2 separate regions of the Homo sapiens genome follow, and region 2 is linked to region 1. The links are chromatin contacts, found by Hi-C in ENCODE. All regions are on one chromosome and are shown on one strand. The core of a region is the stretch at or near the end of the contact, and the rest is flanking DNA. Distances in the headings are between cores, read along the strand shown.

The links. A loop is a pair of places that touch in the nucleus more often than their neighbours do. Pooled maps may share reads with other maps.
Region 2: a map with no recorded cell type shows a loop between it and region 1 (4-fold over the local background). The contact joins two enhancer-like sites. A Hi-C loop is called at or near these places in 4 of 37 single-sample maps with no recorded cell type and 2 of 50 pooled maps.

Annotation. Positions count from the first base shown.
Region 1 is chr3:61,153,451-61,158,542 of GRCh38, forward strand. All of the region lies in intron 2 of FHIT (fragile histidine triad diadenosine triphosphatase), which reads right to left. Among named protein-coding and RNA genes, the nearest start is that of FHIT, 95 kb to the right of the region's middle. Within about 2 kb of position 2,426, at least 2 of the 41 ENCODE cell types and tissues checked have a DNase peak (open chromatin) inside an H3K27ac peak, as active enhancers do.
Region 2 is chr3:61,356,330-61,361,421 of GRCh38, forward strand. The region is part of intron 3 of LOC105377114 (a long non-coding RNA gene); the gene reads right to left. Among named protein-coding and RNA genes, the nearest start is that of FHIT, 110 kb to the left of the region's middle. Within about 2 kb of position 2,267, at least 2 of the 41 ENCODE cell types and tissues checked have a DNase peak (open chromatin) inside an H3K27ac peak, as active enhancers do.

The DNA of each region.
Region 1 (5,092 bases), core at 1,176-3,675:
TGAACCCCCAGTTGGAAAAAGTCAAAATTGCCAGATTTCTTTGGCCTCAAACTGCTAAACATCTAATGTCTTGGGCTTTATTCACTTTTTGTCTTTGAGTGACATGACAGATCATTTTGGTGATATAGATGGAGCTCAAATTGACAAGGTTACTGGAGAAAGTAAAATCAAAAATCCTTTCTCAGGTAAAGATATACCTGAGTAAGGAATGCTGACCTTCTAATATCAGAGGCCTAAAACTTGTAAGTGGAAGTTTGCTTACAGAAGACAATGTTCACAGCATTCTGAAAGTCATGGCCAGGTTGTTGCTGTTATTATGAAAATGGTGATTTATAGCCAATGTCCATAGCCTAGGCCTCGAGGTATGTTTACAATTTACAGTAAGAGGGGCCCAGCCTTAAATTATTGTTAGCAAGTCTTGATATTATTTTGTAAAAAATGAAATATGTAAACACATACATATCACCTTTTAATTTTATTTCTTAGGGGACAAGGGAAAAAACACAGTTTGCAACTATGTATATCTCCTCACATCAAAGTTTAACTCCTCAAGATGAATACATTCTGTGCCTCTGCTCCCAACTTGAAGAAATTTCAACTGCTCTATTCTTTCCACAACTGCCCATTGTCTTAAAAAACCCCAAATCGCTGGCATTTTAAAAATTAAATACAGTATATTTTCTAGAAAGAAAAAATAATTACCAGGCTCGCACGTGGCAGATTCCTCTAGCCATGCAAGCCTGGATATTCATGAAAGCCATTTCTCACTTGGCTCAGGGAAACCTCCCAGAATGATAGGACCATTTACACTAAATGAACCGAACATATTACTGGAGTAACAATTGACATTAAGTATATTACAGCTGCCAGGGGCAGTATCAGGAAGAATCCCTGGATGACAGAAAACATGATAATGTAGAAGGAAGAACCTGCAGAATCAGAAAGGGGGGAAAAACCCCTCATAAAACAATTTTAAAAATATATAAAGAGGAAATCATATTTAAAGGAAAAACAGAGAAATTTTGTTATTTTTTTTCCTTCTGCCTGCAGTAGCCTTCTGGTATTAGACCTGCAATGCATTTGCTACCCCCTAAAATATTCTCAACACTAACAAGATCAGAGGAAATGATTTATTCCACCCCCTCTCCTGCTACTTCTGAACGGCAGCGCGTGTCCTTGGGGACATGGGATTTCTGCATTGCTTTCGGCCATCTGATATTGCAGCTCTGCAGCCTTCCCTGGAATGAGCCAGAAAAATCAAAATAATTACATTAATGCTGGGAATCAAAGTTTATTGACTCTCCCTTGAGGTGGAAAACCAAAATGCTGGTTACAAAAGTTGCCAGCTTATTTAATGATACCACTGCCTCCTCCCTGTTCTTGTCAAAACAGCTTTTGAAAGCATTTTCAAATAAAGCCCTCAGATGCGCTCCAATTCAATAGCTTATCTATTCCCTTTTAAATAAAAGCTAGTTCACATCATCTCACCCCCTCAAAGGGAGGACCCGACAGGCCCTCTTCCCCTGCCAAGGCACTGCCAAAGGCAATACTCCCAGGCAATATCCCTGCCATCATTTCCGCTCTCTTCAGGAAGGTTCTGCCTCATTGAATATTCTTCCAAGCCAGTAAGAGAATCTCATGCCTCCCCAAGGCAGCAATCTACATTTATTATAACATTCATGGCTGCTAATGAAACTTGGAGCAGCTGGTTTCTTTCACTTTCCAACAATTCTTTGGATATTCAAAGTCCCCTCATAAGAGAGGGGAACTTATGAGCACACCCATTTCATGGATGAGCCCGCAGACACAGAGATTCAATGTGGTGCTGACCTTTGTAACTTTCACAGGACTTTGCTACAGCCCTAAAAAAACAGATGCTAAATAATAATTGATTGAATTAAACTGAAGGAGGTAGATTAATTTTTTTAATTAAACTGAATCAAATAGAACAGAAATAAACAAACTCTAGCCCTCTCCATGCCTAGTCAACACCTACTATTCTTTCTTGTTTCTTTTTTTTCCTTTTTATTATAAAAGTTTTCAAATAAAATGAGAGACCAGTATAATGAAGCTCCAAGTACCTATCCACCCAGGTTGAACAATGATCAAGATTTTCCCACATTTGCTTCATTCATCTTCTCCTTTTTTTCTTCTTCGTTGAAATATTTTAAAGCAAGACTAAGACAGCATGCTACTTCATTCCTACTTTTGTCAGTGATTATGCTGTGCAGAAAAGAGTTACCATAGAAGGCCTGAGGTTGCTATTTTTAGAATTTAAAAAAGTTTGCAGGTAGGTAGGTAATATCTACAGACTTCACTTTATGATGATAAAAGAGACATAAGAGAAATAGACCTGCTTGCAAAGTTGACTCTTGGCTGGCATCTGGGAACATGGATTTGGGAAGGTTGCCATCATTCCCAGAACTGATAAGAGTGGCTCACTGTGCCCGAACTGTTTGTTCAAATAATGAAATGCTAAATGCCTGCTTTCCTTCTGGGAGTCTAAAATGTTGGTATGTGCTAGCCAGAGAGTATCTACGTGACCAGCCCCCAATAACAGCCTTGGGTGCTGATGCCCTAACAAGCTTCTCTGTTGGACAACATTTCACATGTGTTGTCACAACTCATTGCTGAAGGAATTAGGCATGTCCTATGTGACTCCACTCAAAGAGGTCTCTCAGAACCTTGCATCAAGTTTCCTCTGAAGTTCACCCCATACGCTTTTTCCCTTTGCTGATTTTGCTTTTTATCCTGCTGTAATAAATCATGGCTGCAAGTACAACTATATGTTGAGTCCTGTGAGTATTCCTAGCAAATCATTGAACCTGGTAATGGTCTTGGAACCCCTAACTCATATACCTACCATTTTTTAAGTCTACTTAAACCTCACTTTTTCACAGAAACATTGGTGACCTTGGGGAGATGCCAAACTAAGGGAGGCCCCGGTTATCCATTCTCACAGCACCCTGAACTTCCTCTTCATAACATTTATCGAAACGGTCCCTAAATAATGTTGAAATCATTTGTTTGTGGTCTATCTCTCCACCAAGAACCCAAAGTCCCTGAGACAGGAATTTTGTCTGTTTGGTTTGCCATGTATACCTAGCATGGTACACATGGTATACATTTAAAATTTTAAATAGATTCAAGAAAATACCATACCCCTCCTCCAAGTTTAAGAGGTAAAGTTTATATAATTTCCCTTGCATTACACTCATTCATTCACCAAATACCACTCACTTATGGTATAATCTATACTGTGTCCCAGTTCAGTTTAATATCCACTTCATTAACATCTTTCTGTAATTAGCAACATCATGCCAATGCTTCACCTTTTAGGTGAGACAAAGCATGACTCTGCAAGGGGGCTTTCCTCTTGACACTGGTGACTAATTCATCTATTTGCATCACATTATAGGACCCTCTTTCCACCTTACAATCCTCTAGAGATTCTCCTGCAAATACAGACTCTTGAGATGATTCTTACATGCCTACTAAAGTTTGGAAAACCACTGTTTTGGGTCACTCAAAAAATGAAAAGGCAGCTATAATTAAAGAAAACCTCATGGATATGATTCTTCACCTGAATTTTTAAAAAGATAAATAAACCACAGACTAAACATAAATTTTGCTAAGCATATTCAACTACTGAAAATACCATACGACAACAGAGAGAATAAACATATATTCCTTTAAAGAAAAGAAGTGAGTTGTCCATATGTTGTAAGGGATACATCTATATATATATACAGATTGTCTTGCACATTTAATGTGTGCGCAGAAATGGGTCAAGTAGATTATTTTTTTCATGGTGGATGAAAGTAAGATGTGATGAGACACACTTGAATGGGGATTGGCAAGATTTTTAAAGATTATAAGCTTTGCGTTTTCATATAATCTACCATCCTGCAAATTCACTTCTGAGTATATATTAATACCCAAGAGAAACTTGAGCACATATGTCAAACTCCATCAGTGAAAGGCCACCAGGAACACCCTGGTAGTCAAAGTTAAGTGGTTCACCTTACTGTAGCAAAGGAGAAAGTACCCCAGAGGAACCTTGGGAGCATCTTAGTAAAGGGGAATTATCAGTGGCTTCCTCTAGGGTTTGGGGAATTGAAACAAACTGAAGTTTGCCCAGAAGCAGCAGTCACTCTGAGAAAGACAGTGATAGTCAGAAGAAAGGGGTGTTTAGTCATTTGTAGGGTCACAGAATGGCTTTGTTTATGCCTTGTTCTGAGTATTGTTTATGTTCTAGTTGCCAGTAGAGCCATGTTTTACTTTCTCACATATGTACCAGGAAATGTGTATAAGAACATTCATAGCAGCACCATTCATAGAAGAAAATTTAAAAATTTAACTAAATGGCTATTGATAGGAGTACATATAAAACTTAAAAAGGACAGGGAATGATGAACATGAGGTTAGTAGTTGGTTACCTCTTACGAAGAGGTAGAGATGGGATAAAAGGGGGCACAAATTTGTAAGTTATTGGTAATATTTACTTGTTGGGTTTATGCCTGTTATATTATGAAATAAATATTATAAAATAAAACAGAATTTACCATGGATGACAGTGAGTCATGAACCAAACTTATAATTAATCTACCTCTGTGACCTGAGGTCCACATTATTTTAAAACAAACAAAAAATAACAATAATCATTCATATTTACGTTTCCTTCTCAGCCATACATTTTCTTTTCTACTTAGCATTTTCCACTGTGACACAGTAGGTGCCAGTTGTGTTTATACAGAAGCTACAATAAACAAGACTTTTTATTAAATGCAAATGTCACCACGCAGTAGAATCAACTATTGACTTTGTGCAACCTCTCATCAACAGAACCATCAATACGTCTAGCAAGGCACAGGATTTATTGTCTATGCACACCTTTCAGAGGGCTTCCTGAAACACAACTAGCTTCCATAATTGGTAACCAAATAAAACCGCAGGCCACCAGAAGCAGAATATAACTCTCTCTAGGAAGCTGTAAATTAAAGGGAGATTTGTCTAACTAAATGTACAGTGCTGCACTCACATGGGCATTTCATCTCTTGCTCTTTAATGGAGGCAGTCCTTGTACCCCTAC
Region 2 (5,092 bases), core at 1,017-3,516, 200 kb after region 1:
CCAATGTTCTCATAATTGAGGGAAAAATAATCCTAAATGTATTAGGTGTGTTTTCCTCAGTAATTCTTCTTCATGGGGATGGATTCTTTGTGATGTGTCTTCATTCATCAGTGAAAGCAATTGCCTGCACAGTCGTTTCCATGTACAGTACTCAGGTGATCTGAGTAGAAGTTGGCTGTGCTTCCTCTTTTAGATGGAGAAACAAACTTGAATAGCCCACTACAAGCTGGGTGCGGTGGCTCACACCTGTAATCTCAGCGCTTTGGGATGCCAAGGCAGGAGGATTGCCTGAAGGAAGGAGACCTGCCTGGGAAACATAGTGAGACTCCATCTCTAAAAAATATTGTTTTTTAAAAAAATTAGCTGGGTGCTAATTAATTAGGTGGTGTGCAAGCCTGTAGTCCCAGCTATGTGGGAGACTGAGGCACGTGGATTCCTTGAGCCCAGGAGGGTGACACTGCAATGATCTATGATCACACTGCTACCCTCCAACCTGGGTGAAAAAAAGAGCACTACAAAAATGTTATTTGAACAGGGGAAAAGGTCAACACTACTACAAATAGATGTTCCATGCCTAGAAGTCCCATGAATAGATGAATGCACAGAGAAGATCAACAGGCTTCAGAGGAACACTACACTGCATCAATGATGCTAATTTGGTGGCAACCCATGTGAAATTTCTGATACATTGGAAAGGGGCTGGCAGAAAGTTTCAGTTGGCAGACTCTGTGAAATTAACAACAAAGAATGATGAATGGAAGAACTTAAGTATTTTAAAGAATGCTTTCAAAGAATCCATTTTAATAAACAATCACTGTATTCATCAAAATTCTTATCCTTTTACTGTATTTTGGAAACCTATTTTTAAACCTGAGAGGATTAAATCAATATTTCTATAAAAATATTTTATAACTCAGCTTTGTTAGTATACTTCTCTCAATGGTATAGGAAGTTAGCTCTACACCGTATGAAGGAGTTTATGTACAAGACAAATGAAGCTATGTCTACTCTCTAAAGTGAATAACTTCTTTGATTGACAGTTTTTTCCTAATTAGCACAGCAAACTATAGCTGACCGTACTAGTGTCGGAAGCCCAGCACAATAAATTATCCTTCAATTGTCATTCAAAACAAAGTTCAAGAAAGAACTAAACATCAGGCAGCAGGGAAAAAACACACAGAGTACGCATGGTTTATTAATAATGTACGAGGATGGCCAGCACAGTACTTGAATGAGATGGGGGTGACAAAAGTCAATTAAAATCTTGAGACGGTTTTTTTGAGATATGGAATATTAATTAGAGAAAGCAACTGCAGAATTGCCTGGCAGAACCAGGCACACATTTGAAATCTTGTTTGTAGTTCAAGAAGCCATTTTTTAAAGAGTCCTTGAGAGACTGAAAAGATGCATCTAGAAAAAAAGCAATTAAAATAATTCGGAGCTGGAAGACGTTAGGTCAACTTGGCATGTGTAATGCAAAAGGATACAGTGGTCAGCACGGCGCTGCAGGAAACCTACTAGGACAGCTACTTCCGTGGGACTCTTTAGTGTTTTTATTTATATTTTTTTCTGACAAAGACCACTTTAAAAACACAAATGGGAGAAAGGCAGTTACAAGTGTGTAGTGTTGTGAACTATTATGAATCGCCTATTTCAAGCATAAGTGAAAGAAAAGCCATTTCTGCTCTGGTTAAACAAATCATATTTGTCTACAATAGGATTAGAGATGCAACAGACTGGAGAGTTTGGCTCTGTTTCTGGGACAGGGGAGATATCCATCTACCCTGAAAAAAAAAAATAACTAACATCTTTTGAGAGCCTTGTGTACCAGACACTATATAGTATGCTTTCTAATGGTTTATTTCCTACAGAAAGTATGCTACATGAAGGCAGGGAAATTTGCTGGTTTTGAACTATCATATCCTCCATGGCTGGCACATAGTAGGCACTCAACAAATATTTTACCAATGAAGGGTGCTTCTCTAATGGTTGGATTTGTTATGCCTGTTTTCCTCTTATAATGAAATATGATAAAAATTGGGGTTTACTTCCTCTTAGTGTTCATGCTCTTGTGCCCTTGAGGGCAAACTAGACCTAGTGGCCCACTTCTAATGAATAAAATATATGAAAATGATGGAATGTCACCACTGAGATTAGGTTAAAAAATGACTGGGAGTTCTGCCTGGCTGTCTGTTGCTCTCCCACTTGCTCTTTCTGATGGAAGCCAGCTGCCCTATGAAGAGGCTCATGTGCCAGGAAACTGAAAGAGGCCTCTGGCCAACAGCCAGTGAGGAACTGAGAGTCTCAGTCTGACGGCCCATGAGGAACTGGACCCTGACAACAACCATGCGAGAGAGGTCAGAAGACTCTCCAGCCCCAGTTGAACCTTGAGATTACTACAGCCCTGGCCATGTAATCTTGTGAGAGATCCTAAGCCAGAATTACCCATCCAATCTGTTCCTAGATTTCAGACACACAGAAACTATGAGATAATAAATATTTGTTGTTTTAAACTGCTAAACTTGAGGGTAATTTGTCATACAGCCAGAGATAACTAATATATACATCTACGTAAAAGTGTTTATTTTTAAGTTGTTGGGGTATTCTTTTTTCAAATGGCATTGTAATTTTCTACTTTCTGCTCTTACAGCATGTACTAGTGTTTTTCAAAAAATAACCCTGGTTTGGCAGTGTGGTAACAGCTGCTTCTTCCATGTCTAATGGATGGCAGTAACGTTTCAACTGAAAATTTATTTTCTCATTCTAAAGTGTTACCTTAGCATATTGACAGTAGGAGCCTTACACAGTTCCAGGAAAATCATAATTAAGTCAAAGTTCTAAAAAATACTTTAAAATCCATTAGATTTATTCAACACAGCATTCTACATGTCATAATGACACTAAGTGCTAAAATTAATCTCTAGACACCTTCCTATTGAAGTTAAATGGGCTCTCTTTATCTAGTTCCTTCTACAGCTCATGACATCTATATGTTGGGTTTTTATAATATATAGTAGCCAGACAAATAGCCATACAAATGAGTCCTGTGAATTCACACTAATTCATCATTTTGATCAAAACACAGTTAACCACTGGTTATCTGGCCCCCAAATTCCAGTGATATCTATACATTATACCTTATTTTTGCACTACCAATGTATAAACTCTTAAATTCTGTAAGATACATCTAATGCTATCGTGCAGCCAAAATAACTTATTCTTTGAAAGTTGAAGGGTCTTATGAGTTACCATTATGTATAGCAAGTATTATTCTAATCAATTAATGTGGACTTCTTATCATGTAGCTTTATCCTGGCCCTTTTTCTTGTCTTCCCCTAGACTGTAGGTCTTCTGTTCTACCACTGAAGAGGACCTGACATACAATGAATACTCAGATATATATATCTAATAAACTAATACATAAATTCTATGCTTGTTTTTTCATTCAAAGATACTTTAGCATGGTCCTAGCCCTCAAAGATGGATAAAGGAGAGGAAGAAATACACACATAATCATAATGGAAGACAGTAATAGTAATCATAATTACTTAAGAAAGTATGTCAAATGATACTGGGTATTTATTTTTAAATATGCAGATCCCTGGGCCCCAGCCTTCAACTGAACGTTTAATGTAACATTAAATGCTTACATTTAACTTGGCTTAAGAACCATGGACTAGATCAGAGGTTGGCAAACTTTTTCTATAAATGTCTAGGTAGAAAATGTTTTGGGCTTTGCAGACCAACATAATCTCTGCTGCAACTAAACTCTGCCATTGTAATGCAAAAGCTGCTGTAGTTAATACATAAATAAATGGATATGACCGTGTTCCAATAAAACTTTACAAATGGACATTGACATTTTAAGTTTTTAATTTCTTATAATTTTCACACATCATGAAATACTATTCTTCTTCTGATTTTTTCTCAACTATATAAAACTATAATAACCATTCTTGGCTTTTGAGGGGCACAAAACCAGACAGCTGGCCAGATTTGGCCTGCAGGCCATAGTTGGGCAGTCTTTGGCATAAATGAAAGAGCATGGACTCTGGAATCTTCTTGACCTGAGTTTGTATTCCAGCTCTGCTCTTTATTAGCTGGTGACTTGAGCAAGCTACTTACCCTATGAGAGCCTGTTTCTTTTTTACCCAAGACAAAGAGAGATTTCAGTTATACCTACTTCATCCATGAGGTGGCAAGACACTTGAAGACCAAAAAAAAAAAAAAAAAAAAAAAAGAGGGTGTGGGTACAGGCTAAAAAGCCTGTGTGCTAAAACAATAATCATGCTATTTGAACTACCATAGTAAACATGTTTTCTTTTTACATGCCAATCAGGGAACTAATTTGGACATGGATTTAATTAAATGCAGTTGGCTGCATCACTAATATACTCTCTCTCCATCATATTCTATTACACAGTAGTCACTTCGTTTTGGGATTTGTTATTGTAATGTGATGAGACCTCACCATAACGTGTCATGGAGTGCACCAGGCAGCATCTTTTATTTTTATATGACTAGGTTTTAATGGGATTTTACAATTTAGCTCTAGGATGTCTAGCCTGCCAAATCATTCAGCAAATGCTAAGAAAATTGTCTTAACTAGCATGCTGCAAGTAAATGCTTCGATTTAATACATCATAAAAATAATAAAAAGAGAAAAATAAAACAGATAGGAAAAAGGGAAAAAATCATTTTGGAGAAAAGCCTGGCTTTCTCCTGAATTAAGATTTTAGGAAACAAAGTTTACATTTTATTTTTGACAGATGTTATAGCTACTGTGATTATGATTTCCCAACACCAGCACCCAAAAGAAGACACATTTTTAGTTTAATCACATTTACTTTATACTGTGCCTGACAAGTGTTCATTCATCCAGCCTCATTTCAGCAACTTGTCTCTGAAAAAGGAAAGTCTTAAAAGAACAATGCCTTAACCCAAAAGAATGAACATCTAAATGATAGAATAAAATGCATTAAACTAGAGGCAAGTAACTAGCGGTGGGGGCAGTGGAGCAGCAGAGTTACATAGATAGAAAACAAACATACCTCTCTTATTTGCAGGACCCAGAGAAAGAATATAAATTGTG